Linked DNA regions of Mus musculus: all the other regions are linked to region 6. The links are chromatin loops, found by intact Hi-C in ENCODE. Cell type or tissue: left cerebral cortex. All regions are shown on one strand. Region 1 overlaps Adam19 (a disintegrin and metallopeptidase domain 19 (meltrin beta)). Region 2 has its middle 29 kb from the start of Adam19. Region 3 has its middle 3.9 kb from the start of Adam19. Region 4 holds the start of Lsm11 (U7 snRNP-specific Sm-like protein LSM11). Region 5 has its middle 4.2 kb from the start of Thg1l. Region 6 overlaps Cyfip2 (cytoplasmic FMR1 interacting protein 2). Region 7 overlaps Sox30 (SRY (sex determining region Y)-box 30).

What was found. Hi-C counts contacts between places; a loop is a spot of excess contacts. Peaks named below come from ENCODE experiments on the same cell type or tissue, not always from the same donor. Only the 100,000 strongest peaks of a DNase experiment are listed, where the experiment ranks them.
Region 1: a loop joins it to region 6, with 4 times the contacts of the local background. A loop is called at or near these places in 14 of 42 quality-filtered maps.
Region 2: a loop joins it to region 6, with 2.1 times the contacts of the local background. A loop is called at or near these places in 26 of 42 quality-filtered maps.
Region 3: it touches region 6 in a loop (5-fold over the local background); 21 of 42 quality-filtered maps call a loop at or near these places.
Region 4: a loop joins it to region 6, with 7 times the contacts of the local background. A loop is called at or near these places in 25 of 42 quality-filtered maps.
Region 5: a loop joins it to region 6, with 3.0 times the contacts of the local background. A loop is called at or near these places in 25 of 42 quality-filtered maps.
Region 7: it touches region 6 in a loop (3-fold over the local background); 12 of 42 quality-filtered maps call a loop at or near these places.

The regions. Positions count from the first base shown.
Region 1 is chr11:46,133,354-46,137,353 of GRCm38, forward strand. Adam19 (a disintegrin and metallopeptidase domain 19 (meltrin beta)) reads left to right here. Exons shown (of 23, transcript NM_009616.4): 15 at 1,075-1,183; 16 at 2,895-3,108. Among named protein-coding and RNA genes, the nearest start is that of Gm35624, 31 kb to the right of the region's middle. In left cerebral cortex, a CTCF peak has its summit at 2,418 (motif pointing left); DNase peaks (open chromatin) are centred at 1,094, 1,741, 2,371 and 3,100; H3K27ac peaks cover 605 bases.
Region 2 is chr11:46,024,631-46,028,630 of GRCm38, forward strand. No RefSeq gene overlaps it. Among named protein-coding and RNA genes, the nearest start is that of Adam19, 29 kb to the right of the region's middle. In left cerebral cortex, no CTCF peak of the experiment used is centred here; a DNase peak (open chromatin) is centred at 1,539.
Region 3 is chr11:46,050,087-46,054,086 of GRCm38, forward strand. It overlaps the pseudogene Gm12166. Among named protein-coding and RNA genes, the nearest start is that of Adam19, 3.9 kb to the right of the region's middle. In left cerebral cortex, a CTCF peak has its summit at 2,348 (motif pointing right); a DNase peak (open chromatin) is centred at 2,373.
Region 4 is chr11:45,942,577-45,946,576 of GRCm38, forward strand. Lsm11 (U7 snRNP-specific Sm-like protein LSM11) reads right to left here and starts at 2,359. Exons shown (of 4, transcript NM_028185.2): 1 at 1,886-2,359. The coding sequence starts at 2,336. It overlaps Thg1l (tRNA-histidine guanylyltransferase 1-like (S. cerevisiae)), which reads right to left. Exons shown (of 6, transcript NM_001080969.3): 6 at 2,729-4,000. In left cerebral cortex, CTCF peaks have their summits at 2,424 (motif pointing right) and 2,626; DNase peaks (open chromatin) are centred at 736, 1,488, 1,804, 2,443 and 1 more place; H3K4me3 peaks cover 2,374 bases; H3K27ac peaks cover 1,664 bases.
Region 5 is chr11:45,957,670-45,961,669 of GRCm38, forward strand. No RefSeq gene overlaps it. Among named protein-coding and RNA genes, the nearest start is that of Thg1l, 4.2 kb to the left of the region's middle. In left cerebral cortex, a CTCF peak has its summit at 2,158 (motif pointing right); a DNase peak (open chromatin) is centred at 2,136.
Region 6 is chr11:46,213,680-46,217,679 of GRCm38, forward strand. All of the region lies in intron 26 of Cyfip2 (cytoplasmic FMR1 interacting protein 2), which reads right to left. Among named protein-coding and RNA genes, the nearest start is that of Fndc9, 20 kb to the right of the region's middle. In left cerebral cortex, CTCF peaks have their summits at 1,885 (motif pointing left), 2,088 and 3,163 (motif pointing right); DNase peaks (open chromatin) are centred at 414, 1,873, 2,136 and 3,180; H3K27ac peaks cover 937 bases.
Region 7 is chr11:46,014,447-46,018,446 of GRCm38, forward strand. Sox30 (SRY (sex determining region Y)-box 30) reads left to right here. Exons shown (of 5, transcript NM_173384.2): 5 at 2,529-3,546. The coding sequence ends at 2,910. Among named protein-coding and RNA genes, the nearest start is that of Sox30, 36 kb to the left of the region's middle. In left cerebral cortex, a CTCF peak has its summit at 1,814 (motif pointing right); DNase peaks (open chromatin) are centred at 1,839, 2,770 and 3,812.

The DNA.
Region 1 (4,000 bases), 80 kb before region 6:
TAATGGAACTGAAGTCAGGAACGCAAACAGCAATTTTATAAATCAAACTTTCTAACATAATATTAACATTAATCTGAAGTTTATCTGCTGAGGAATGACAGTAGGGAAAACATTTTTTGTTTTCTTTAATGAATCCATTGCATAAGAGACAACATACATACAACAAAAATATAACCAGTCATAATATAAAGTAGCCTCAAGTCTGAGCTTGTCTCAGTAGCATTCATTTGTTGTGTGCATCTGTGTTGAAAGCCAAGCTGTAGTAAAGTCACGTGACACTTGGCATGGGTGAACTCTGAATTCATGACACATTCTGTTTTCAGTTAGTTTTGGGTCATTGCACATTTAGAATCTCTTTAGTGTTGCCAGTTTTTTTTTGAGCTCCATCCCCATTCAGGTGTGGGATTCTATCTGCCTCCGTTTTCAGAAGCTGGGCAGTACACTACTTAGAAACAACCTCGGGTTGTATTTGCTTATGGATGTAAAGATGCTTTGTAAGATGTTGTTACACTGTTGCAAATTGTAGCGGCAGCATCCTTAAGTCAGACAACTGAATGCCCTGAGGCTGAATTCTGTATCCGACAAACTAAAACCCCAAAGGGCAGAGCAGAAAGAGAAGAGACGATGCTTCCGTCCTTCACTGCGTTCTTTCAAGAAGATGCCCCAAGATCAAATCTAAGGGATGCAAAAGGTAGAGAAGACATTTTCTTCTCTAAAAGACACACTGCTAAAGATTGTTGCTTTTCCATGATATAAGAGGGAAAACAAGGTGGATGTGAAGGAAAAACTCCAAAGATCTATTTTAGCTCTTTTAATGTTTGGGGCATGAATTACTAATCTTTTACGGTCCAGAAATAGGATAGCTCTTCTTCATTAGCTAGCAGGCTTAGCATGCAGCTGCCATAGATACAAATCTTCAATGAAGGGTTAAAAACCAGGCTAAAAATATTTTCTCTGAATTGGCCTTGATGGATGGTGGAAGTGTCATGCATGCCGTTGCCCAAGCCTAGCTGGCTCTGTCACGGGGAGCCGCTGGCGGGCTTATGCACTGACAAATGTTTCTTGCATACCTAGGAGCCCGGCCTGCCCTCGATCTTTGCTTTGAGAGGGTGAATGCTGCTGGTGACACCTATGGAAACTGTGGCAAGGGCTTGAATGGCCAATACAGGAAGTGCAGTCCCAGGTGAGGACCACAGCTCTGACCCGGTGGGAGGAAGAGTGGCCAATCGATCCCTGCTCTGACCTCTTCATTCCCACCTGACTTGGTGTGGATAGCCTACTATTGGCTTTTAAACACACCAGTTTAAGCCTCTCTCTGTTCTCTACCTATTGCTTGGTGATGCACTCACTGTTTGGTTGGCTCTAAGGAAGTGAAAAAGAGGAGTGGGCAGCATTGCTTCCTAGGAAGCTGATCAAGGCTGCTTTGGAGTCTCTGGCCTATAAGTGCAGGACAAGGTAGTTGGACATGCCTTTATCCCGGCACCGGGGAGTCAGAGGCAGGTGATCATGCGGATCTCGGTCAGTTTGAGACCAGCCTGGTCTACAAAGCAAGTGTCAGAATAGCCAGGACTGTTACTTAGAGAAATCCTGTCTTTTTTCTTTTTAAAGTGAGGCAGGAGATGACTGATCTGAGATGACAATGTTCCAGCATCTAAATGTTGTGGATCCCAGACGGCTCTTTTTTGGACCATTTTTGCAGAGTGCTAAAGTTATGCCTGCTCCTGAGAGCCATCTCTGATTCATTCATTCCAGCCACCCACTCACTCCTCTGCCCACTACTGTTTCAGATTCACCACATGCAAGGTGCTGAATTGAGTGTCTAGAGCAATGTGGTTAACTGGTGTAACAGTTAACGGCCTGGAGCATCTTCCCAAGGTGTTCTCTAGCTGAGTTCTAGAGCAGCCATCTAAATGAATGGGGGAGGAGTTGCACTAGTGTGTAAAACAGTGTTTTAGGCTGAGATATTAGAGAAAAAGGAGCAATTGACGAACTGATAGAGAGCAAGCTACAATTTGTGGGAAGACATGGGCGGGGGTGGCAAGAAAAATGAGCCTGGGCAGAGGAAAGCAGGAACTAGATCCTGAGAGATATAAAGGCATCTCTGGATGATCTGGACCCCTCCCATGGATGCTGCAGTGAGGGGGCTCTGTGTCTTATAGGCCAGGATAGAAAGGGAGTAATATATATATATGTATATGTATATGTATATGTAATATATATACATACACACACATTCATACATACATACATACATACATACACACACACACACACACACACACACACACACACACACACTCACACACACGGGCTGGTGAGATGGCTCAGCAGATAAGAGCACTAACTGCTCTTTTGAAGTTAAATCCCAGCAACCACATGGTGGCTCACAACCATCTGTAATGAGATCTGATGCCCTCTTCTGATGTGTCTAAAGACAGTTACAGTGTACTTACATATAATTATAAATAAGTCTTTTTAAAAAGGGGGGATAAGAATGTAAGTCAGGGAAGCTGTGTAGGAGGGAAGATTGACAGGGATTGAAAATGCTCAAACTTGGGAACAATGAAGAATGGGGAGGCAGAGGGAGACCTAGCTCCTAGTTTGGAGTGCCTGGGGAATGGATTTGGGACAAAGATGACCAATTATTCATGTCATTCAGGTGTCCTTGTGGTTAGGACATCCTAAGTTGAGCTCTTGGCTTAGGTCTGCTGAGACACAAGGAACCTGCCCCTTTTCTGGGTCTGAGTCTACCTTTGGTCTCTACTGCCGGGTTCCAGCCCACTCTCTGGTCCTTTGCCCTGCTCCACCGAAGCCTACTGACTTGGCTCAGACTGAAGCTCTCCAATGTCCCCGCTCTTCCCCAGTCTCTGATCCTGTCTTCTTTCCTGGCCCAGGGATGCCAAGTGTGGGAAGATTCAGTGCCAGAGCACCCAGGCCCGGCCCCTGGAATCCAACGCAGTATCTATTGACACCACCATCACCTTGAACGGGAGGCGGATCCACTGTCGGGGCACCCACGTCTACCGGGGTCCTGAGGAGGAGGAAGGGGAAGGTGACATGCTGGACCCAGGGCTGGTGATGACTGGAACCAAGTGTGGCCACAACCATGTGAGTCCCTCCCTAACCTCACTCAGAAACCAAGAGGCAGAGGCAGAGGCAGAGACTGAGAAGTGTGGGCTCCGGAGGAGTGATGCCCAGCTCTCAGAATAACAGCATCCCACCTATGACTATGGACCTAGTCATGTAAACGCAGGCATCACTGTCATGCATGTCATTTACTATCCTCATAGAAATGGTCTAAGGCTGGGCGTGGTGGCGCACACCTTTAATCCTAGCACTTGGGAGGCAGAGGCAGGCGAATTTCTGAGTTCGAGGCCAGCCTGGTCTACAGAGTGAGTTCCAGGACAGCCAGGGCTACACAGAGAAACCCTGTCTCAAAAAAAGAAAAAAAGGAAGAGGAGAAGGAGGAGGAGGAGGAGGAGGAGAAGAAAGAAAGAAAGAAAGAAAGAAAGAAAGAAAGAAAGAAAGAAAGAAAGAAAGAAAGAAAGAAAGAAAGGAAAGGTCTAAGATTTCAGGGAGACCCAAGGAAAATAACGCCACCAACCCCATGCTTTAAATTGTGTTAAATTATAAACACAGAGGAAACCTATGGTACGATGCCCAGCTGAAAGTAAGCTCCTGCCACAATCATGATTTTTAGGCATCATCCTAAACTTAGTCCATATTCATTGCTGGATGGAATATAGTCAGCATGACGCTAGACTATAAACGTGTCCTAGTTGTTGAATGTACCATTTCAGTAATGTTTGCTGCTCCTTCCCTAATCACAAAGACAACAGCAGAGTTCAGTTACCCACTGAATCTTTTTTGAGGCCTTTTGCATTTCTCACTAGATATATAGCCCCCAGCTATGTTTTGGGGTTCCCATTCATCCTAAGGACAAACCTCCCACACCCTAAGCCTCCCCCATGCCCCTGTGTCCCGCTGATGGCTGCCCTTC
Region 2 (4,000 bases), 190 kb before region 6:
AGCGAAACCCTGTCTTGAAAAACCAAAAAAAAAAAGAGTCCTTAAAGAGGTTCATAAGTTCAAGGCCACCCAACAAATGTGTGCACACTTAAGAATGGAACTCTTGGCTCTCCCTGCCTTTGTACTAGGCTTTATTGCTATCCCAGGTGTTCATTCATAGATCCATTATTTTCTCTCTCTCCCTTCCTTCTTTTCTCTCTTCTTCCTCCTCTCTTCCTTTATTCTTTCTGCCTCTTCCTCTTCTTCCTCCTCCTCCTCCTCCTCTTGCTCCTCTTCTTCCTCTTCTTCCTTGTTTTGGAGACAGGGTTTCTCTGTGTAGCCCTGGCTGTCCTGGAACTCACTCTAGACCAGGCTGGCCTCAAACTCAGAAATTCACCTGCCTCTGCCTCCGAAGTGCTGGGATTAAAGGCGTGCACCATTATGACTAGCCCACTTTTTTCTTTCATCGGATTATTTCAGATCTGTCTTCAAGTTTAGTTTAGTTTAGTTTAGTTTATGGCTACTGCTTATGTGGCCCATGAAAACACTTTAGCTGTACTTTTTATTTGGGTGACTGTGCTCCTCATGACAGGTGTGTCACTTAGCTATCCCATCTTGACATCTTTCTGGTCATTGGGTCTACTGATGGGCTCCAGCTGCCTGGCCTTTCTACCACATGCTTTGTAGAAATTAAGACTTCTGAACTACCCCAGGATCCATAAAACCTCAGCTCCTCCCCAGAGATAAATAGTTCTCCTCCATTCTGGTTTGAAGGAAAAGAATGGCAGGTAAAACACTGTATGTTCCTTCCTAGATGTATTGAGCAAGCTTAATGACGGTGCCTAAATGCCAGGGTACAACCGCTCCATTCCTAACATCCCATATCTAGTGTGATAGTCCAGAGCAGTAAGGAATCGAGAATCACCTCTTGCTTGCAAAGTGTCTTCCTGAAAAAAGAGGAGCAAGCAAAGCTGGGTGTGGTGGTGCACGCCTTTAATCCCAGCACTCAGGAGGCAGAGGCAGGCGGATTTCTGAGTTCGAGGCCAGTCTGGTCTACAGAGTGAGTTCCAGGACAGCCAGGGCTATACAGAGAAACCCTGTCTCGAAAAACCAAAAAAAAAAAAAAGAGCAAGCAGATGACCCTAGGGAGGTGAGTAGAAAAGACAAATACAGATACAAAATTAATCGCCAGTCTTGGGCTGGGCAAGATTGTTTCCTGGAACCAATAGGCAGTGTTCAAGTAAACCCTGGAATCGATATGGAGGCAGAATGTAAATAAAGACAATGAAAGAGATGACTGATTAAAGACTCTCCATCCTGGCATCCAGAGAGGAACCCTGGAGTCAGCCCTTCCAACAGTCTGGCTTTGTTTAGCTTATCAAACCTGGACAGAGTAAGTGTCCTAGAATCCACCCACTCAACTCCAAACAAGCATGAACAAGCCCAGCACTGTCCATCAGTCATCCGGGCATTTTGACAGTTCAGTCCCGGCCACCAGCCAAATGTAAATCAAGACCTCCAAGACATCATGCGTTAGCCACTCGTGAGGTCAGCGTCCCGGCTTTTAAAAGCACAAAGGGCCATTTAAGTTGGAAAGTCCCACTAAGCCCTGCTGAAACACACAGCCCACATTCGGATCATCTTTCTGAACAGTGTCTTGCTTTGGAAAGCACAGCTGTTGCTCAGACCCCTGAATGCAGCCTGCTATTCTCTGTGGAAGCTATGACAGATTAGCATAGTTAATTTGAGATGCAGTCAAGCCCTCTAGCTTGTCCCTTCCTCCAAATAGCCTCTAGAGCCCACTGCTGACTTTTGTCCAAGAATCCATGTTTGTTTGCCAAGTGGGTAACATCGGCTATTGATTGAATTTAACATATGACTTTGGGAATAGTGTCAGCCCTATGTAGACCGGGGACCATTGACTCAAGATGGAAGTTGATGCTGTGTCGTGCTGGAAATCTCTGCTTTCGAGGTGCAGGGAGGTAGGTGATTAGAAGCAGACACTCATCTGAGCCAACCTCCTGAAGTATGGTTTTCAGAGAATTCTCAGAAACTTGAGACATGGATCAAGGTCAAAGCCAAGACCAGGTTTATGCCTGCAACAGCAGTAGCTTTCAAACTGTTTCAGGTTGGAGAAGCTCAATTAACAACTGCAGGCTTACTTCTTGATCTTGGCGTGGTAGGCAATGGGTGTAAATACAACGAAGACATTGCTGTGGTGAGTTTTCTTCTTCTGTGAAAAACATCGAAGGTTGATGTTATGTACATGAGTGCCTGCCTGCATGTATACCTGGGTACTGCATGCATGCCTGCTGCCTGTAGGGGTCTGAAGAGGGTGTCAGATCCCCAGGAACTGGACTTACAGATGGCTGTGAGTCATCATATGAGTGCTGAGAACCGAGCCCCGGTCCTCTGCCAGAGCAGCACATGCTGTTAACCACTGAGCCATCATCAGCCCTCAATCAGCACATTTTAAACTCTGTTTCAGACTCTGTGGTATGCAGGCGAAACCAGATCGAGTATGATTTTGCCAAAACTGAATGTAAGAAGTTTGGTATCTCTAACACTTAGGACTTTTTTTTTTCTGGTTTTTCGAGACAGGATTTCTCTGTGTAGCCCTGGCTGTCCTGGAGCTCACTCTGTAGACCAGGCTGGCCTGGAACTCAGAAATTCGCCTGCCTCTGCCTCCCAAGTTCTGGGATTAAAGGCGTGCGCTACCACACCGGGCACACTTAGGACTTTCAAAGTAGAGGCAAGCACTTTCGCTTGCAGACGTTCCAGACCCATAAGGCTGTAAGGAAACTTAACAGTTTTCTATTCTACTTATGGGAACTGCACTGCCTCTCCTGTGTGCTTCTCAGCCTTAGATCCACAGAAGACATAACCAGTGCTCACCTTCTATCAGCTATCCTTTCTGTGTGCAGAGGTGGTCCTGCTAGCTCCTGGGAGGTGGACTTGCTCTCAGGGTGAAAGCAGTTTGCTATCTCTGACCTAGCCTGCACATTTATAGGTGAAAAACTGTGAGCCTGGGGTGGGAAGAACTTGGCCTGGGTCTACAGTCAATCGGTGTATTTGGGGAAAACTGAATAAAGGATACAGAGTTCTTAGAAATGTCAGTAGTGGCTATGCCTTTTATCCTAGCACTTTGGAGGCAGAGGCAGGTGGATCTCTGTGAGTTAGAGGCCAGCCTGGTCTACAGAATGAGTTCCAGGACAGCCAGGGCCATCTTTAAAAAAGGGAGGAGGGGGCAAAAAAAGAAAGAATAGAAAAAGAAATGTCTGCTTCAAGTAAAACCAAAGGCACTTCAGATTCACCTACCTTCATCTGGGGAGGGGGTGCCTTCTGTGTGTGTGTGTGTGTGTGTGTGTGTGTGTATGTGTGTGTGTGTAATAGTCTCTAAAGAAATAAAAACAAATGAAACAAAAAGTCCTCTCAAAAGTTACACATAAAACCATTGTTAAGCCAAAGTCCATAGACATTTTCTATATGTGTGTATGTACATATCTCAGTGCCTGTGTTTTTATACGGGAAACATTCAAGCTCCAGTCTTAGAGTTTCTGGTTACAATAAATCCTTAATAAAAGCAATACTTCAGGCCATAACCTCAGAATGAACCCGCATTGTAGCTATGGTTTTGTGATCTGCTTTGTGGAAATAGTCATTAGTTGTGATATCTACATTATATGTAACTCCTATTGTTAGACCAGTTAGACTCTTTCCTTTTTTTTTTTTTTTTTTTTTTTTTTTTTTTTTTTGCTACTCTGAATAAAAACAGCCAGGCTGTCTTCCATCTTGAGTTTGTTTTCTTAAGAAATTTTCAAGAGGGAATGTAGGTCAAAAGCAAAAGACATTTTTCAAACCCTTGGGGGGCGGGATGTGTAGCTCAGAGGGAGGCTACATGGTTAGTGTGTTCAAGGCCATGAGTTCAATTTCAACACACACATGCACACACACACGCAGAGATATTAACAAATTGGTCCCCAACAAAGTCCAAAGTAGGGAACTAGTGTTGTGTGAAAAC
Region 3 (4,000 bases), 160 kb before region 6:
TGTTTCAAAAGATTACACGGTGTTTAGTGGTGTTTCTGATAAATAGCACATACGTCCTTTTAAAGATAAAGAATATCCAATTTTTAAATTTTATTTTTTATCTGTATGGGATGTTTTGCCTGCATGGTGCATGGATGCATGCGTACCATTTGCAGAAGCCTGGGGTCTCTGGAGGCCAGAAGAGCGTGTAGGATCCCTTACTGATGATTGTGAGCCATCATGTGGGGGCTGAGTCTTGAACCCAGGTCCTTTGCAAGAACAGTCAGTACTCTTTTTTTTTTTTTTTTTTTCGAGACAGGGTTTCTTTGTATAGCCCTGGCTGTCCTGGAACTCACTTTATAGACCAGGCTGGCCTCGAACTCAGAAATCCGCCTGCCTCTGCCTCCCAAGTGATGGGGTTAAAGGCTTGTGCCACCACCGCCCAGCTAACAGTCAGTACTCTTAACCTCTTGGCCATCTCTCCAGCCACAACACATACATTCTTCACAAACAAATGGCAAGCCTTTCAGGTGCAGAAGTTGCAAGTCAGCTTGTCCCTGTGTCAGTGTAGCACAGGGTAGCTCTAAAAGACACACCTTCTGGCTCTGGGCTTATATGCTAACCATTGCACTTTCTCTCCTATAAGCTACTTTTCAATTTGTTTTTTTTTTATTTGAAGTATTGTGATTCAAACATTTTTTTAATGGACAACGTATGTACATGGTGGATGCAAATGGCGTTTGTGGTACTACTATTTTATTTATCTGTTTACTTATGTAGTGGTTGCATGCGTGCACATGCCCCTGTGTAGTCCAGAAGAGGGGAGTCAGCCACCTTCCTCTATTCTTCTGTTATTTTTGTCTTTTTTTTTTTTCAGAGCTGAGGACTGAACCCAGGGCCTTGAGCTTGCTAGGCAAGCACTCTATCACTGAGATAAATCCACCCCCTTCCTCTATTCTTTTAAGACAGGGTTTCTCACTGAACTGCAACTATGCTGACTGGCCAGTGAAGTTCAGGGACTTAACCTGTCTCCTCACTCCTTCCAACCCGGGCACTGGGGTTACAAGCATATGTAGCTATACCCAGCTCTCTCGCTCTTTCTCCTCTCCTCTCCTCTCCTCTCCTCTCCTCTCCTCTCCTCTCCTCTCCTCTCCTCTCCTCTCCTCTCCTCTCCTCTCCTCTCCTCTCCTCTCCTCTCCTCTCCTTCCTTCCTTCCTTCCTTCCTTCCTTTCTTCCTTCCTTTCTTCCTTCCTTCTCTCTCTCTCTCTTTCTCTCTCTCTCTGTCTCTTTTTTTTTTTTTTACATTTCCAAGAGTAGTTTATTTCAAAACTGTAAAGATACATATATTACTTTTTTATTACACTTAATAAGTAATTTTAAGCTTGAAGTATATAAAGTTTCACATTTTTAAAGTTAAAAAAAATTCTTTTAAAGTTGTAGAGCATTTAAAAAGCCAAATAAGCTGGATATATCTTACAACACAGGTTTATACCTTAAATATTCACATTTCAAAAGCTGTTTGTAAAGACTAAAAACTGAGTAAAACTTATTTACAAGTGGCAATGATTACGCCCTCCTGTCTTTGGAAGCAGAGGTTAGCGGGCAGGGAATGGAGGGCCGTGCAGTGAGGTGCAGCGGTCCATGGCATGGGCTGAGGCTGCTGCTGCTGCTGCTGCTTCTGAGGCGATCACTGGAGCAGGCACCGCATCAGCACTGTTCCCAAGCACTCCTCCTGGGCTCCTGCGACTTTCAACCCAAGAGTGAGGAGCAGCACTTGAGCACCGCGTCCCTTGCATACGGGATGTAGGACAGACTGTACCAGGTCATCGACAAGAACTGCAATATGCAGAAGAGTAAGGCCAGCCCCTTCTTCCGCCACCACAGAGCAGCACACAGGGTAAATACCAGGCACAAAAGCATAATAATTGTTGCAAGCAATCTTGTTGTTTCAAACATTTTCTTCAGTTGCTTCACAGGTCCCATTAAAAAGCATGTACTGGCCAATGCAGCAAGGTTTCCAAGGGTGTAAAATACTGCAAAGAGTTTCATGCCATTGGGAAGCCATAGCAACCCTGTTCCAAGGAATGAAAAGAAAATGCCAGCAACAAAGCATATGACAAACCACTTCAACCTGGTGTTGAAACTCAGGGATGAGGCATCCAGGACCTGCGCCGTCAGGCCTTGCTCCTCGTCGTCCTGGCCGCTCAAGACGCGCCGCAGCTTCTCCATAGCCCTGTCCTCTTGCCACGCCGCCGACCCCTAGCTCGTCCGGCCCCCACGCCCCCTCTTTTTTTTAAGATCTATTTTTATACACACTTATGTATGTTTGTGTGAGAAAAGTCGCAAGAGTGCTCAGATGCTTAGGGAGGCCAGAAGAGGGCGTCAGATCCCCGGGAACTGGAGTGACACACAGTCCCAAGCCTGTAGGAGTCACAGACTGAAGAACAGCCTTAACCACCAACTGTCTTTCCAGTTCTCCCGTCCAGGGATTTGAACTCAGGTCTTTATGCTCCCACAGCCAGGGCTTTTACCCACTGAGCCACTTTTCTAGCCCCTTATTGTACTTTTTTTTTCTTCAGTTCTTCCGTTTATTTAAACAGTTTTCTGGGGAGTGCTTGGCTAGCATACATGAAGTCCTAGATTTGATCGCTAACGCTAAATGGGCACCATAGTGGCAACGCACACCTGTAATGACAGCACTTTTGAGGTAGATGGCTGAGGGTCAGAAGTTTAAGGCCGGGGCTGGAGAGATGGCTCAGTGGTTAAAGACACTGACTGCTCTTCCAGAGGTGCTGAGTTCAAATCCCAGCAACCACATGGTGGCTCACAACCATCTGCAATAGTATCTGATGCCCTCTTCTGGTGTCTGAAGACAGCAACAGTGTATTTATATACAAGTAAATAAATAAATAAATAAATCTAAGAAAGAAAAAGAAGAAGAAGATTAATGCCATCTTCAGCTACTTAGCAAGTTTGAGGCCAGCCTGGGATAATGAGACCCTGCTTCAGGGGAAGAAAAAAAAGACTTCCTTTCTAGGAACACTGTATCCCCACCTTTTCATCTACTCTTTTATATTTCTCAGTACATTTCATTTTATTTTCTAAGCAGTGGCCACTGTGTTCCCAGGCGTGTTGGTAGCTTAAAGGAAAGAGGTGCATTTTGCAGTTGCATGCATGCTATGGTTTTTTTTTTTTTTTCTGAATCGTTCATAACAGCACCTCAGAAACTAGAGGAAAAGTTGCTCCAGGAAACCCTGAGGTCTGTCTTGTGACTCAAATTCTTCAATTTATGCTGCGTCCAACGCCTTGCAGTGAGAGCTGTCTTTCTTACATGTTGTGAAAGGTGAGAAAAGGTGTGCTTGACTTCAGGCTCCAAACACATACCTGCTTGCTTGGCCAGTTCCTCACAGGTTTTTACTCTCAATTTTTTTTTTCTTTGAGGTTTTTGAGACACAGTTTCTCTGTGTAGCTCTAGCTGTCCTGGAACTCACTCTGTAGACCAGGCTGGCCTCGAACTCAGAAATCCATCTGCCTCTGCCTCCCAAGTCCTGGGATTAAAAGCATGCGCCACCACTGTCCGGCTTACTCTCAATTTTTAATTCTTAAGAAATTACATTTTTAAAATTCTCTCTCTCTCTCTCTCTCTCTCTCTCTCTCTCTCTCTCTGCTCCCCTTCCCCATGTGTGTATCAAACTCAGTCATCAATCTTGGAGGTCAGTGCCTTGACCTGCTGAGCCACTTGGCTGGGCCCCTTCCCCTCTAAGTATCTAAGGGCACATGGTCATTAAATACACAGCAAATCATTGTCAGCAAATGGAATTTTCTCAACGTATGACAAGACTCATCTTCTTTCTTTTTTTTTTTTTTTTTTTTTTTTGGTTTTTCGAGACAGGGTTTCTCTGTGTAGCCCTGACTGTCCTGGAACTCACTCTGTAGACCAGGCTGACCTCGAACTCAGAAATTCTCCTGCTTCTGCCTCCCAAGTGCTTGGATTAAAGGCATGCACCACCACGCCCAGCCT
Region 4 (4,000 bases), 270 kb before region 6:
TGAAAATAATAATGACCACCACCTTAACAATGGACAGAAAGTAGTCACTCGGGATGTTGACGAAAACTTCCCAATTAGAGAATGTCACTGTCCTAAATGTTTTCAAATGTTTATGAGTTTAACCCTTACAGAGCCAGACAGTCACTATTACTGCTTTCACTAACCACGTTGGAAAATTCAGGCCCAAGGGTGTAACTTGCCTAAAATAAAACAGTCAGAAATGAGAGATGCCAGTGTTCAAACTTAAGTGAAGCCTATACACTATGAGAAGGGCTAACCTCTGCTATACATAAAGTGTACTGAATAACTTGAGTTTTCAAGATTGTGTAGTCATTCGTGCCCTTCCTTCAAATCCTAACATGGCCCTTGGAGAAACTCCTTAACAAATCTAACCCTGGTGCTTTGGTCACTTGCTTGCTTTCTGGAGGCTATTCTTTGCGGTATCCACCCATCTCTCGCGGTACTCCATCTGCTTCAGGGTTTCAGTGATGAGGGCTAACACCTTGAGTGAGGTCTTAACTCCAGAAATGAACTTAGTCGTGAGAGCCAGGTGGAGCTGGTCCTCTCACAGTCCTGAGAGCACAGGAAACCCAGAACTGCTCTCAAGTGTTTCCCGAGACAATCTTGGTAGCAAGGAGGTAGCAGGAATAAGTGTCACACTCTGAGACTTGGGTGCAATTCAATAACCTCACAGTGGCAACACACATAGGCAAAAAGAAAGTACTGTAGCAGCTTGTTCCAGAGCCAGGCACGCTCTGTCTTTCTGCTCCGGCTGTGAGAGCCAGCTCTGGGAAATCCTGGCTGTGCTGGGAGGATCTGGTACAGTATGCCAGCCCACAAAGGCTCCGGCAGCAGCGCACTGCTTTTCAGGGTCTTTCTCTCTTAATAAACAAATTTCTAGGAACATAACAAAACAAAATCTCTCACTGAGTTCACACCTTCCATTCCAAAAGAAGCCACTTTAACATTGTAACGATTTAATTAGCAGGCTACAGAAGCTATGACTGGCTAAGTAGGTCATTATGTTCACAGGGCAGATGTCATAACTATTTGATATAGCCCTAGGCTGTTTTTATTCCATTTAAACAAGATCTAAATAGCACATTAGAACCTTTGCTGTTTAAGGCTTCATTCATCCTGCGGATCTATTAGGAAGCTGCAAGAAATTCTCTTGTGCCATTTCTACCTTTAGAATTTTAAAACAACCTGCACACAGGGTAACCTGAGCCTGACAGATAGTCCTGCCCCAGCCAGCCAGTAGCTGTAAAACCGCACCTGTGTTTTGGTAGCATTCTGTGTCTGCGGCACTCCAACACTAGTGATTTAATGTGAACACAAGCCGATCAAGTCCCTGCAGCCCAGGCGGAAACGGCACCCCAGGCGGGGCTGTCAGTTCCCATGCTGGGATAGGAGACGTCTCTTGTGCTATTATGTGAACATATCCATCTCCTCACTCTCCACCTGACCCTCAAATCCCACACACCTTCAGACTGGCTGTGCTCCAACACAACTTCTGTACACCTCCTCAACTCCCTGCAGTGGTCCCCAAGACCTCTCATCATTTCTGCAGACCTCTGATGTTCGCCCCATCCCCCCAAACTGTCTACAAGCCCTACAATCGCTCCGTAAGCCTCATCACTACCGCAGCCCCTCTGCAGCTCCTCACTACCTGGGGGACATTCCTCCGGACATGATAGCCTGTGCAGATCTCCCCCACCCCCACCTCATCCCCACCGCCGTGGGTCGTCACTCTCCCTGTTCCTCAACTCGTGCACAGTCTCTGTGACTCACAGGTGACCGTGCCCGCGCCCCCACGGCCCTCGAGACTCCCGCAGACGCCCTTTGCAAGCCCTGCCTAGACCTCCGGCCGCCCCACAGCACTCACAAGGCATCCGCGTAAGCACATTGCGGGGTGCCTTCTTGCTGCGCCCCGGGCCCTGGCGTCGCGCTCCGGCCGTGCCGTCCGTGTCCTCCTTGACCACCATGAGCCGGCGCAGGCGCTGGATGCGCTCGGGATCCGGGGTGGGCGCGGCGCGGCGACGGGCCCTGGACGAGCTCCCGGCTCCCGTGGAGGTTCCGGTGGAGGTTCCCGCCGAGGCCGGCTCCCCCGTGCCCCGAGCCCGACCGCGCCCGGTGCGCCCGCCCTTCAGGAAGCTCTCGTACTCCGCCACGTTGTTGAAGCAGGGCGCGTTGGGGTAGGGAATGGGCGGCAGGCGAGGTGCGTACAAGGCCAGCAGCGGGTCGAAGCTGTAGGAGCTGACGTCCAGCCGCGGGCTGGGCGGGCTGGCTGGGCTGCCGGCGCGAGCCGACCTCGCCCCCCACTCGCGCTCCTCCATGTTTGAAAGGCCCGCAAGCAGAAGCCGATGGGCGGGAGGAAGGAGCCGAGCCGCCAGAGGGCGGCACTGCGCAGCCGCAGCCGCGGCTCAAGGGGACGCACTGCGCAGCCGCGGCCACCAGGGGGCAGCATAGATTCGCTCTGGAGAGCAGCAGGGGGCGTGGCGCAAGGCAGGGGCGTGCTGAGAGGCGTGACCTGCTCAGGCCTCGCTCCGCCTCCACAGACAGCAGACAGGTTGAGGCTGTCCTCTTGACCTTTTTGTTACTAAAGAAGATACTGTTTATTAGTTCTCGTTTCCCTCCCCCATTGATATTAACTATCTCTTCTGAATTTGAGATCTAACGTCAACAAAATATACAAGTAGGGACACATTATTCGAAAACAAAGCCAACATTTTGGAGGCAGTAACAATTAACCATTTATTTAGTAAAACTCACTGATATTCACAGACAGCTTAGAATGGTTGATGCTCCAGACTCGGGGGGTAGACCCCAAGAGCAGCATTTTAAAGTCCCAGGATGTTCTCTGTTGTTCGGCTTGAGCTGGAGGCAAAGGACAGGAAGACAAGACATATCCCATTTTTCATTCCTGTTAAGTATATTCCTGATGTGGATCAGGCTAGCCTGTCTAAGCTCAAATTACTGAGCCTCTTTTGAGTTCTTATTGTCGTCTGAAATATGACAGGAAGGGTACAGAGTATACAGTGGGTGCATGCTAGATGGTTGAGTGCTATAAAAGACGGGTGACTACATCCTCACTTCCTTTCCCTGCCCACTAAGTTTAGAGAACACTTGGTATCAAAGAAAAGAAAACTGACTCCTTGATGTTCTCCTGACTACTGCAAAATCCAAAGAATCAACACTATTTTTTAGCTCTAGTTCAGCAAAAACTCTTTAAGATATATTTCATGTGTATGCTTGTCGGCATGTATGCCTGTGCACTATGAGCAATCAGACATACACACAGAGGCCAGAGAATGCTGGATCCCCTGAGTTGTGCTCGTTGTGAGCTACCATGTGGGTTCTGGGTCTTCCTTCGGAAGAATAGCCATCTCTTCAACCCCAAAGGAATGGTTTTAAAAGTGAGACTCCTGGAGGTAAGTCCCTCCCCATCCAGCATAGCTGTCTTGCTTCTTGCCATCTCCAGCCACACAAGTCATTCTCCGAAGTGCCACCACCTTCTCAAAGTATCAACCGGCATTCAGCCCGCGCTAGCTGCTTTGGGGTCTTCTTTACTTTCTGTAAGTTTGAAAATGTGGCCCAAAAGAACACTTGACTATCTTTAAGACAGAGATGAAACTTAGCACACTGCCACCACCGTGTGAGCTGCATCGTAGGAGGGAAACACACAGACGAAATAAAGAGCAAGCTTTGGGTAGGTAATGGTACTTGATGACACTTGTGTTCAACCCCGGTTTATTGCTTTAAAAATCCCCTGCCTGCATGAAAACTTCCAGCACCATTCAATGACTGAAAACTTCCAGCACCATTCAATGACTATCTCAGGGCATGCCCAGAGGGAGACTTCCCTGGATCTGAAAGCACACACTTTCTCCAGCGGTTGTCAATGAAACTTGGGTCTTTATTCCCTACTTGGCCAATTTTGATATAACATGCTATCAACCTACCATTAAGTTAAATTTGCTCATCAGGAGCTAATGATCTT
Region 5 (4,000 bases), 260 kb before region 6:
TGGTTGTGGGACCCCAGATGTGGGTACTGGGAATTGAACCCCAGTCCTCTGTAAGAGCAGCAAGTGTTCTTAACCAATAAGCCATCTCTGTCATGCCTCTTGCCTGTCTTAAGTGACTTAAAAACTTAAGAAAAAAAAACATAGTAGAAACACCGCACACTAGGATAACTTAGCATAGTTTCGAATAGTTGTATTGCATAGGTTTATGTGGAGATATACAGCAAATCCTAGTACTGACTTTCCCAGGAAACTCCCACTTTCTTTCCATCAATTTATCTATCAAATCCTTAGTGGTTCTGTGGTGGTGCTGTGGTTTCCAGCGTTTTGTGAGTTGAATTTAGACTTTGTGTTTATTTTCCTGGTTTCTGCCACAGATAAGGTAGGATTCACCATGGGAGTTTCTAGGAACTCAGGCCACCACCAATGCTCTACCATATTTGGTTTATGAATGTTTTTACTGGTGTGTAGTGATTATATAAAATAATGGGTTTCATTTTCATCCATGTATGTAACATACTCTGATTATATTCATCTCCCATTATCCTGTCCTAGTCCTCATACATACATAGTCTCCCTGATCCCATTGCTGTTGTGTGTAGTATAATCAGGCTCTGCCTTAGCCTGGGAGTTGCTACCGAGCTAGTAGCTCCTCCAGGCTCTCTTTTGTTCCTCCCGGCTTAGGTCCAGGATTGACGCCACCAGCATTGACTGACTACTCTTTTCTACCCACCTTTGATCCTGGAAGAGCAGAGTGTTACCAGCCCACTCCCAAGACTGTTGAATCCAAGGATAAAAGAAACATTGCTCTGTTCTTTAGAACTTGCCTTTAGGCACAACTGCTGGGTGAAGACAACTCCTGCCTGGAAAGTCTTGCCCTTATCAATTTATTATCTCCATCTCTCCCTCCACCCTAAACTTAGTGGTTACATCAGCTAGCCCCTGCCAACATCCTTGGCCCCCACCCATAGCGGAGGCCACAGGGTCTAGCTGCCCAGAAACCTTACATGGCTGCTGCTTTCTTCTCTTTCTAAAGCATGCTGGAAAAGGCCCCTCGCTCTTTCACTGCATCTTCTTTTCCTCTTGGGACCCAGAAATCCCACTTGTATCTTCTGTCCAGCAATTGACCCCTGACCTTCTTTATTGACAAGTCAAGAACCAACTGGGGAACAAGATCTTATCGACAGAACCTTCCCTTACACATTGCTTCTCCAATAGTTCGATCTTTTATTTACACATATTTTTTAGAGTCCACATATGAGAGAAAAAAACAAAAGCAGCAGTTGGCCTTTTGTGTCTCTTTTATTTTCCTCAGTTGTGTTGGGGGGTGGGGGCTACAGACAATTGCAGACTCCACACTCAGGCCTCCTTATTTTACCCTGTGATGCCAAAGCTGGCCTTCAACAGTGACCAAAAGCAATTTGTGGAGGAGTTTATTTCAGCTCGTAGCTTGTAGTCCATCATGAAGGGGAAGCCACTGTGGGAAGCTGGAGGCAGGAACTGACATGGAAAACTGGCTTGCTGCTCAGTTGGCTTGCTTTCTTTTCTTTCTTTCTCCTCTCCCCCCACCCCTTCTAAATAGGGTCTCACTATGTAGTTATAGCTGTGCCGAAACTAAATTCACTCTGTAGCTCAGGCTGGCCTTGAACTCAAAGAGATCCTCCTGCCTCTGCCTTCTGAGTGCTGGGATTAAAAGCATGTGCCATCATGCCTGGTTCAGTTTGATTTCCTATACAACCCAAGGCCACTTGCCCAGGGTGGAACCATCTCTCACATCAACCATTAATCAAGAGCATTTCCCACAGATAGGACCACAAGCCAATCTGATGGAGACAATTCTTCAATTGACGTTTCTATTTCCCGATTCGCGTCAAGTTGACAAAAAACTATCCAATATGTGGTTCTAGATTGAAAAGGACTTCAAAGTCAAAAGACTCACTGTACAAATACTTGATTCAGCACTACCTTCAAAACTGCTTTACATCCATGGTGGTAGTCTAATTACAAGCAGTCACCAATCGCCACTGTCTAATTGAGTTCATTTCTTGCTCACCACTGTTTTTTTTTCTTCAGAGAGGCATTTTGATTCCCAACCCAATAGCCTCAGTGCAAAACCCAGGAAGTGATTCAAGAAGTTTCACCACTGGGTGGCGCAATGTCTTTTTGCTGTTAATTAATTAGGTCAGTTTCATACACATACAATGTTCTGTGATCACATTCACTCTACCTTATCATCTTTATCTACCTCACACCCTTCATGACCCACTTCTTCCCCAACTAGTTTCCTGACCCTACTTTCTTTTTTCTTTTAAAGATCGATTGATTGATTTAATGTATGTGAGCACACTGTAGCTGTACAGATGGTTGTGAGCCTTCATGTGGTTGCTGGGAATTGAGTTTTTAGGACCTCTGCTCACTCCGGTCAACCCTACTCGCTCTAGTCCTGCTCTACTCACTTAGCCCAAAGATTTATTTATTATTATACATAAGTACACTGTAGCTGTCTTCAGATGCAACAGAAGAGGGCGCCAGATCTCATTATGGGTGGTTGTAAGCCACCATGTGGTTGCTAGGATCTTGAACACTGGACCTTCTGAAGAGCAGTCAGTGCTCTTACCTGCTGAGCCATCTCAATTATGGTGGGCAGTGATGATGAAGCCTTTAATCCTAGCACTCAGGAGGCAGAAGCAGGCGGATCTCTGTGTTCAAGGTCGTCCTGGTCTACAGAGTGAGTTCCAGGACAGTCAGGGCTGCACAGAGAAACCCTGCCTTGAAAAAAGATAAAAAGAAAAGAAAAGTAGGAAACTATGGAAGATAACAGTTGTGTGTTTATACAAGAGACTAACTAAACTTAGGAGACATTAGAAGTATCTGGCAAGGAAAACATAGGTTGCCAGAAAAGGCAAACATGGAAGAATATTAACAATTACTGATTCTAGTGGTTGCTATAGGGATATCTTTTATATACATGTAGAAAAATTGCATCCTTTCCTATCCAAATACCTTAAAGTCCAAACAGACATCTTGTGTCTGTACCTTTTTCTGATCCATCTTTTAAGTATCTACTTGCTGCTTGAATGTGAACTAGCCACATTGCACACCCGTAATCATGCACTGTACACATCACCCTAAAGGAGGTTGGGTCCTTTAGCTTTGGCTTCTACCTTCCATGGTTGGAGCTCTGATCATTGCTTCTATATCCCAGAGAGGCAGAAGAAAGGAAAAGGCAACTAAAAGTCTTACCTCCCAGTGAATCATCTCTCTTTACATGTTTTTTACTAAAGTGACACAAATTCTGCTTACATTTTTCTGGTCGTTCTTACCTTCAGAAGAGGCCAGGATGTACAGTTTTTTTTCTGTTTGATTTTGTTTGTTTGTTTGTTTTGGCTACTGACTGTCTCCAACAATAAGAAGTTTTTTCTGAAGTACTTCTTTTTTAAATGCCAACATGTTTTTGATATATTTCTATTTCTGAGACTTCCATTCAGAAACCACTTTTTCATTAGGATTTGGTTTATTTTCCCTAAACCTAAGCCTATTTTGAGAGCAGCTTACAGAACTTATTATAAAAATTTGCTATTTGTTTTTACATAGCTGTTTCATCACCCATGAAGACCCAAACTGAGAGTTATGGCAGATGGTACTGAAAATAAAACAGCGCCTTTTTGTGCAACCTATTTTGCAAAGTGGAAAATATATAATGCACCATTAAAAGCTGTCTTGGGCGCCAAGATGGCCAGGCAGGAAAAGGCATTTGTCCTGGAGCCTAATGACCTAGAGCTTTGGAACACCCTGACAGGAGAGACCCAACTGTACCAAGTTATCCTCTGACCTATGCTTGCTCTGCATTTGTCGAAACAGTTTAGCCATGTGCCAAGAGTGTACAGCAGGGGAGTGTACATCATGTCACACACGTCCCCCCTCCACACACATACACATACAAATAAATGTTTAAAAATGGGTGATGGGCTGGAGAGGTGGCTCAGTGGTTAAGTCCTCTTGC
Region 6 (4,000 bases):
AGCGAATCACAAAGATCCACCGTGCTTAGATTTAAAACGTCCTTGTGACCCTCATGATGTCAGATTTATGTGGAAAATGGCCTTTGACTCTATCAAGCTCTGCTCCTGGGTTGAAAGAAAATGACCATTTTCAGCTGATTTCCTAGAGAGAATCATGAGACCAATCTCAAAAGAGTGTTTTCTTAAGTAACATCTGGCTTTAAGTCTTAAGGCAATAAAAAGACAAATTCCACTCATGTATTAGGTGGCTGTCTTTGTCAAGTATGCTTGAAGAACTAACTCAGCGAATGAGGCTAAGCGCCTCCCACTACCCCCATCTGGACTCTGGCTTTCTGGTATGAAGGGGGCTCAGGGCCAGGCCTAGCCAGCCAGCAAGCACAGCTCTAAACATTCCCTTATATGGACACACATGTTGTTAGTGTGAGTGTTTCCTGAAGGGCCTGTGGAACAGGCCAGAAATCAGGCTTCCCACACCCACCACGACCCTCTGCAGTGAAAGTATGAGCGGTGGTTTCAGTCCTCATTTGGGTCTCTATTTGCGGATAAAAGTCCACCCAGAACACACCATGTCCGTTCCTGCTGCTGCACAGGCTTCTGGGTCTCAACAGCTCTCTGCAGGGCAAACTAAGTCTGCATTTTGTTGTGTCTCCTCGCCAGGGTAGGCTGCACCATGGATGCTGTTCTCTCCCCTGCCTCTTCTGACTCATGTCCTAGGTGACACTCACCTCTTACCCTCCCCACATATGCTCGGCTGTCAGGGGAATAATAGAATTATCACCCTGGCTCAGATTTATGTCTGATCAACAGGGAAAGACCTGTAGCCGAGACACCGTGGCCTACAAAGCAATGTACAACACCAGCATTTTTTCCTTTGACAACCTGCGGGGTGAAGTCTTTGTTGGAACCAGCCTGCGTGGTGACACCTTTCTAACTTGTGCTGACCTTTAACTTTCCAGCCCTCCAGATAATATACATTTAAGTGTGCAAACATTTCCTTTTAAGGAAGACATGACTGCTGCAATGCCTGGGAAAAATCAAGAATGGAAAGCAGAAGCTGAAAACCCTCTGCTCTCTCACTGCTCTCTCTACCACCCTCGCAGACTTCCAGTCTTCTATGCTTGGCTCGCCAGACCTTTAAAGTTAACAGAACGGCCAGTTTTATGGGTGAGAAAGGCTGGCCTACAAGCATCTGGAATAATATTCTTCAGGAAGTGAGCAGTGACTATCTTAACACAACAGTGTGATTTCTGTTTAGTTTCTGCTTATCTGGGTTTTGCCGACTGGGAATTGACTTCAATCGCCCAGTGAGAGAAAACAGAGAGAGGTGAGCATGGGCAGAAACCGGAGGCAGAAGGTCACACTCGGGGCTGGCTCACTCAACTGCAGAATGTAAAGCCGACAGCCACCCAGCCTTCTGTCCTGCAACCAGCTCCTTAACTAGCTTAACCAGCTCCTTAACTAGCTTAACCAGCTCCTTAACCAGCTTAACCAGCTCAGCTCTGCAGATGTCCTTGTCCCTTAGTGGGTGGCTTCTGCACGCTGAACCACACCTGGATCTTGGCCCATCTCCTGTGCTAGCTATAATCCCAGGGACATCGGCACCCTCAGAATCGTAACGTTCTATCAAAAGACATCTGTTCAAAAGGTCTGCTCACAGAGAAAAGAGATGCCGTAGCAGTTCACAAAGATGCGAGGGAATCAAAGCTCCCTAACATGTCTGAGTGAGAATAAAAATTAACCAGTCTGGGAAATTGTCTGGAGTTGTCTAGTTTCACCATCTGCAAAAATAACCTGAAGTTGCCCTAGATAAGGTACTCTCCATAGGGTCAGGCAATCTCTGGAGTCAGCCTTGTTGTTGCTGAAGACGCTACTGCCACCTAGTGGATGGAGTCAAGGACTGCTGCTTGGCATTCTGTAAGGACAGAACAGGACTCCAACAAAGGATTATCTGGTCTCAGGGGCAGCAGGGCTGAGGCTGAGACTCTGCTCTGTCTGATTCAGTAAGCTGAGTCTGGACTCACTGTAGGAATAACACTCGCAGCAACAGGCTGTTGTGACTGTGGTCCACTGCACTGCAAAGACAGAAATAAGCAACAGCTACAGAGGTAGATGGGATGCTTGTCACACAGCTTGTGTGTGCATGCGTGTGTGTGTGTGTGTGTGTGTGTGACACAAAACTGGCTGATGTGTAATAAGAACGTGGGAACCACAGAGTCATCACTGGGGAAATAGGAATCACCAAGTTGAGAGAATGGCAAAAGAAACAGATTCCACTCAACAGCTGTTCAGAGCCTGCTACAACCAGTCATCAACAGATACTTGGTAAACAGTCAAGTATGGCATGGTGCTCTACACCTGTGCTCTCAGCACCCAGGAGGCTGAGACAGGAGGACCTCAGGCTTGCGACCTGAGACTGTGTCAACAGTCACCATAGCATTTGCCCTGTACCTAGAAGGACGACATTATTTCAATATAAGTCCAAACAGAATTAGAGTTCTGTCTTCTTCTAAACACAGTGTGAATTCCAGATAATGCACTCTGTGGTTGGTTTCACCTTGAAAGACTAAACCAACCACAAAGGGGGGAAATGAACTTAGCAACCTTAGAAACAGCTTGTCCACAAAAGCCCGCTACACTCTATCTACTATGCCTAGAGCCATAATATGTAAACAACACCTACAAACCAATGGGGAAGCCTGAGTAAAGAGTTCACAAAACTCTTAACAGGATTTTATCTAAGAGGGGGTACAAATGACCAACCACACACAGCAAGGGCTTGGTGCCCTTAGACCCATCAAAACCACACTGAGATGCTGGGACACGCCCAGAATGGCCGCAATTAAATACAACTGCCTACCTAAGACACGTCCAGTGTTCACCGTATCTAATCCACAAGAGTACCCGATGGTCAGCAGCCCCAAATGTGCACACTGCTAGTGACAAAATGCCCCATGTTGGTGAGGAAGAAACGGTTTCTTTGGGCCCACAGTTTTGGGGGTCTGAGTTCACTATGGCAGGGAAGGTGAGCAGCAAGGCAGAGAAGCCTATATCATGTCGTCCAGAGAGCAGAGAGAGAACACACCCGCACGTTTACTCTTGAAAAGATTTTCTTTATTGCGTATGGGTATTTGCCTGCATATACATGTATGTACATCATGCTTGCAGTACCATCAGCGGCCAGAAGAGGGGGCCAGATACATCAAAACTAGAGTTACAGTTGGTTCATGTGGGCGATGGGTAATTAATTATTGAGCCATTTCTCTAACTCTATACACGGCCCCAATTTTTCCTACTCACATCCACAGCCCACCATGGTGCCACTTACATTCAGGATGAGTCATTTCCTGTCATCCCTCTAGTTATGTCTTATAGAAATGCCCTTCATAGACACAACTAGAGGGTGTGCCTTGCTCACCTCTTAGGTGCTTCTAGACACAATCAGACTGCAAGTTACGATTAGCCACTAGCATCCAGTCGCTCTAAAACAGACTATTTAACTCACCTACTAACACAATGAGAACCGTCTATAATAAAAGCTGCACAGAAAGTATCGGACGATAGACATCGGACAGGAAAGGAGAAACACATGACGTAATTTCATTTAGATAAGCTCCGAGGAGAAAACCAAGCTCTGGGGGCAGAAGTCAGACCCATGGCGGCTTTGAAAGTACGTAAGGTGGCAGAGAGAACTGCCTACCCCATGGTGACTGCCCTGCTTCTAGACTTGGTGGTGGTGGGGTTACATGGGCTTGGTGCTTATAAGGGTATTTACGTAAGATTTACACAGGTGACTGCACGTGTTCCTTAAAGACCCCACACAACTCCACCAAAGAGAAGAAAGCCAGGTAGATGATCTTTTACAGTCCTACCTCAGCCTCAAACTTGAGACCCATACCACGTAACTTAATGAAGAAAAGACATCCTTTCCAATGCACATTCTTTATACTTTGAAATGAAAGCTGAATTACCGCCATCGACTGGGAAGGTGGGTCACGGGTAA
Region 7 (4,000 bases), 200 kb before region 6:
GTGGCTCTCGCCCGTTCCAGAAGCTGCTTGCCTCTGTGTTCCACACTCTCACCCGCAGACCACCGGCCGCGGGGTCTCGGAGCCAAGGTGACCCCCGCGGAATGTGAGGCAGAAGCCTCCCGGCCCGAGTTATTTCAGTATGTAGTTTCTCAGGAGAGTTTTTATGACCCTTTGTGTTTCTGGGCTGTTTGTTACATTATCTTTTTCATCTTTGATTTTGTTTGAGATTCATTCTCTCTCTCTCTCTCTCTCCCTTTCTCCCTCCCTGTGTGTGTGTGTGTAGTCTAGCTTGAAGTTTGTCTGTCTTGTTTTCCTTGTTGTTCATCTTTTCTTTTAGTTTATTTTTTCCCTATTTCTTTGCTTCTACTATTTTTTGGTCTGTTTTGTTGCTGCTTTTCTGAGTCCTTGAGATGCACTGCTCAATGTTGGCTTTAGGTTGTTTGGTTTTCTGATATATGGGGATATTGCTATGTATTTTTCTTTGATTATATTACACAGTTTGGGGAGGTTTGTTTTCACTTACTGCCAGGAAATGTTTATGTTCCTTTAATTTTCTAGTTAATTTAATTTTCTAGCTTCTGCTCCCCATCCACTGTTTCTACACTTTCCATTCTTCTTACTGCTATGGATGTGTAAGTTTGCCCCATTGTGTTCTGAGGAGGTGCATGATATTATTTCAGTTTTAAAAACATTACCCTAGCCAGGCGTGGAGGTGCACACCTTTAATCCCAGCACTCGGGAAGCAGAGGCAGGCGGATTTCTGAGTTCGAGGCCAGCCTGGTCTACAGAGTGAGTTCCAGGACAGCCAGGGCTACACAGAAAAGCCCTATCTCGAAAAAACAAAACAAAACAAAAACCCCAAAGACAAAACAAACAAACAAAACCAACCCAAAAACATTACCCTAAATCAAGTGCTGCATGAGTTATCCGAGAGGATGTTCATGTGACATTGAGAAGAATGTGTTCAATTCTGTTGGATGAAATGTGTCAGTAAGATCCATTTGCTCTGTGCGAAATCCTCAGCCAGTACCTAGAAACATACAATATTCTTTCTGTGTATCAGCTAATATTATTCTAATCAAGTTAACAGATATTTTTCCTAATGGAGGGAATACTTTTATAGCTATTCATTTTTACCAGTACAACCCTGGACAAGCTTTGTCATAATTGACTTGAGAATATAACACTAACTTGTTTTTCCCATACAGTACAGTCATGCAAAATTGGTGTTTCAAACTATAGCACATGTCTGGTATATATCAAGATTTAAGGTCTTTAAATTTTCTACCATGCCTTGAAACGGGCTCTTTTGAAAGACAGTTACTAACTGAGCAGTTATGCCTGCGTTAGAGGAGGACTCTATATGGGAAGTAGATTTGATATGCTCTCTGACTTCTGCATAGAGTTCAACGGATGGAAGAGCCTGAAGGCAGAGAGCTGTGAACAAAGTCATGGCAGCGATTGACAGTGTCTCAGGGCACAGGCTTTAAATCCTAAGTACCTGAAGTAGAGTGATGCAGTATGGGTGTAAACCTAAAAAAAATGTAAGCACTATCTTATATCTGCGGTGTTCAATGTTAGCAAGGGACCTTATAATACAAGGTTTGGGAGTGGGACATATTCCGAGAGTTTGAGACAGTGGTCTGGTACATCTTCATACATTGGAAAGGGAAAAGAGCTGGCCTTCCATCCTACCATCCTTCCTCCTTTCCTCCCTTTGTCTTCTCTCCCCTGCCCGCTTCCTCCTTCCTCTTTCCTTCTTCAGAAGATGCAGTGCAGTGACTGGCATTCCAGGAGTTTTGCAAATGAATGTGATCATAGTGTTGGCTGTCACTAGATGGCGCGCACGAGCCCAATTTCTGTGTATTTCCTCTTCGCCTCCAAAGAGATTATTACTTACAGAGAATTGGCAACTGGATTTGAATGACAAGATTATTAGCTTTGCCTTTCAAAAGTCACTTGTAAACCTGCAATGGTTTTTTTGAAGTCTTGCTCCATTGTGTTTTGTTTGTTTGCAAAACCCTTTGAAAGCACAGTGCGGTATCAGTTTTAATGCCTTAGAGTACAAAGAGTATTTATTCTAAATGTACTTTGTTACAGTGTCATTTGTAAAAGTCAGCTGGAGTTTTCTGTTCCAGGGCTTCAGTATTCAGCATCTCTTCCTTTCAGCACATTCTAGAACAGGAGAACCCTTCTCCTACCCTTCATGCCTGCCCTTTTCATTGTCACACAACTTGTGTTTCCATTTCCAACACTGTGTGGTGTGAGGTAGTATAGAGGCCAGGATGGGACGATCTTTATCCTGGTTATCAAAGGTAAGGAGCTAGAAACTAGGAAGAGGTGATCATGTCGGCGGCTGCATCCATCCACACTGCCTTTGCTCTGTTTTGGGTGGGGATGGATAGGAATCTTCATGTCGAAGAAATACTCTCCAGGCCGTACAGGGACTGCACTTAACTCATAGTCTGTGGCCCAGGCACTGGGGGCAAGAATCTGATGTCATTTTTGTTTTTGTTTTTCTGTCACAGCACGTGCCCTTATAGTCGGCCTCCCTTTGGCTATGGAAATTTTCCAAGTTCAATGCCAGAATGTCTTGGTTACTATGAAGACAGATACCAAAAACATGAGGCTATCTTTTCAGCTTTAAATAGAGACTATCCTTTCAGAGACTATCCAGATGAGCACACACACAGTGAAGACTCTCGGAGCTGTGAGAGCATGGACGGGCCCCCTTACTACAGCAGCCATGGCCACGGTGGGGAAGAGTACTTGAATGCCATGCCCACTCTGGACATTGGAGCCTTGGAGAATGTCTTCACAGCCCCAGCCTCAGCCCCCTCTGGTGTCCAGCAAGTCAATGTCACTGACAGCGACGAGGAGGAAGAAGAAAAAGTGCTCAGGAATTTATAGTTTAAAATATGCGCAGAAAATAAACATTTCTTAAAATATATTCTGGGTCAGTTGGTGTGAGAAAAAAAGCCTAGAATGCTTTGCTGAGTGTTTTCAGCCATGATCTGAGGAGTCAGGACCAAGTGCCGTTCATGTCTTCCCAAGTTCTCTTAGTGACCCTGGACTCCCGATGCCTCAGCGTAGGGATCTTAAAATCCAAAGTAGTTACTTTCATGGCTGAAATTTGCACCAACATGTGATAGCATTACGTTATCTTGGAAAATTCAAAATTCAGAAAGCTCCTGTGGCATATGAGGACACATGTGAGTATATCATCTGCACAGCAAGTGTGATATCTCAGGGTACATTATTTTATTTTTCTGAAAATTTTTGGTGTTTATATATTTATAGATGTTGTCAGTTTTTATGTAACATTTTGAAAATATTTTGATAACTTGTAGACATGGACTAGAACTCAGTTGCTAAATTTAATTTACACTAATAACCAATTATAAGTTAAAAATGTATTTTAATGACACCTAGCAGTTCCTTCAGATATATTCATTTCTGTTACTGAACATTTTATCATCATTTTAACTATCTTTCCCATTTGGTATGCATTGTTATATTGTTGTTGTAACTAAATAAACAGATGAAAATGCTCTTGTTAAATGTTTTCTGTTGAGAGGAGGGAGGTAAGCGCACAGAGTGCGGGTCAGGGGTGGTTAGCTTTTATGACACTACAGACACTTTATTAGACAGCAGCAGAGTGGCACAGAACCCTGTTGGTTTGTGTATTAATTACGTGTGTCATTGCTGCAACAAAATACCTGAGAAAAGCAACTCAAGGAAGGATTTATTTTGCTTCATGGTTTGATGGTGCAGTGCATCATGGGGGAATGCATGGCATTAGGAACTGAGGTGGCTGGCCATATTCCAGCTGTGCTCAAGAAGCAGCAGATGAATCCTGGGACTAAGCTTGCTTCCTCTTTGTAAGATGAAAACCCCAGCCCATGGCACAATGCCATCCACATTTAGAGCATGCCGTCCCCTCTCAGTTAACCTGATCTACAAACTTCCTCAGATAGTCCAAAAAAAATTGTCTCCTATG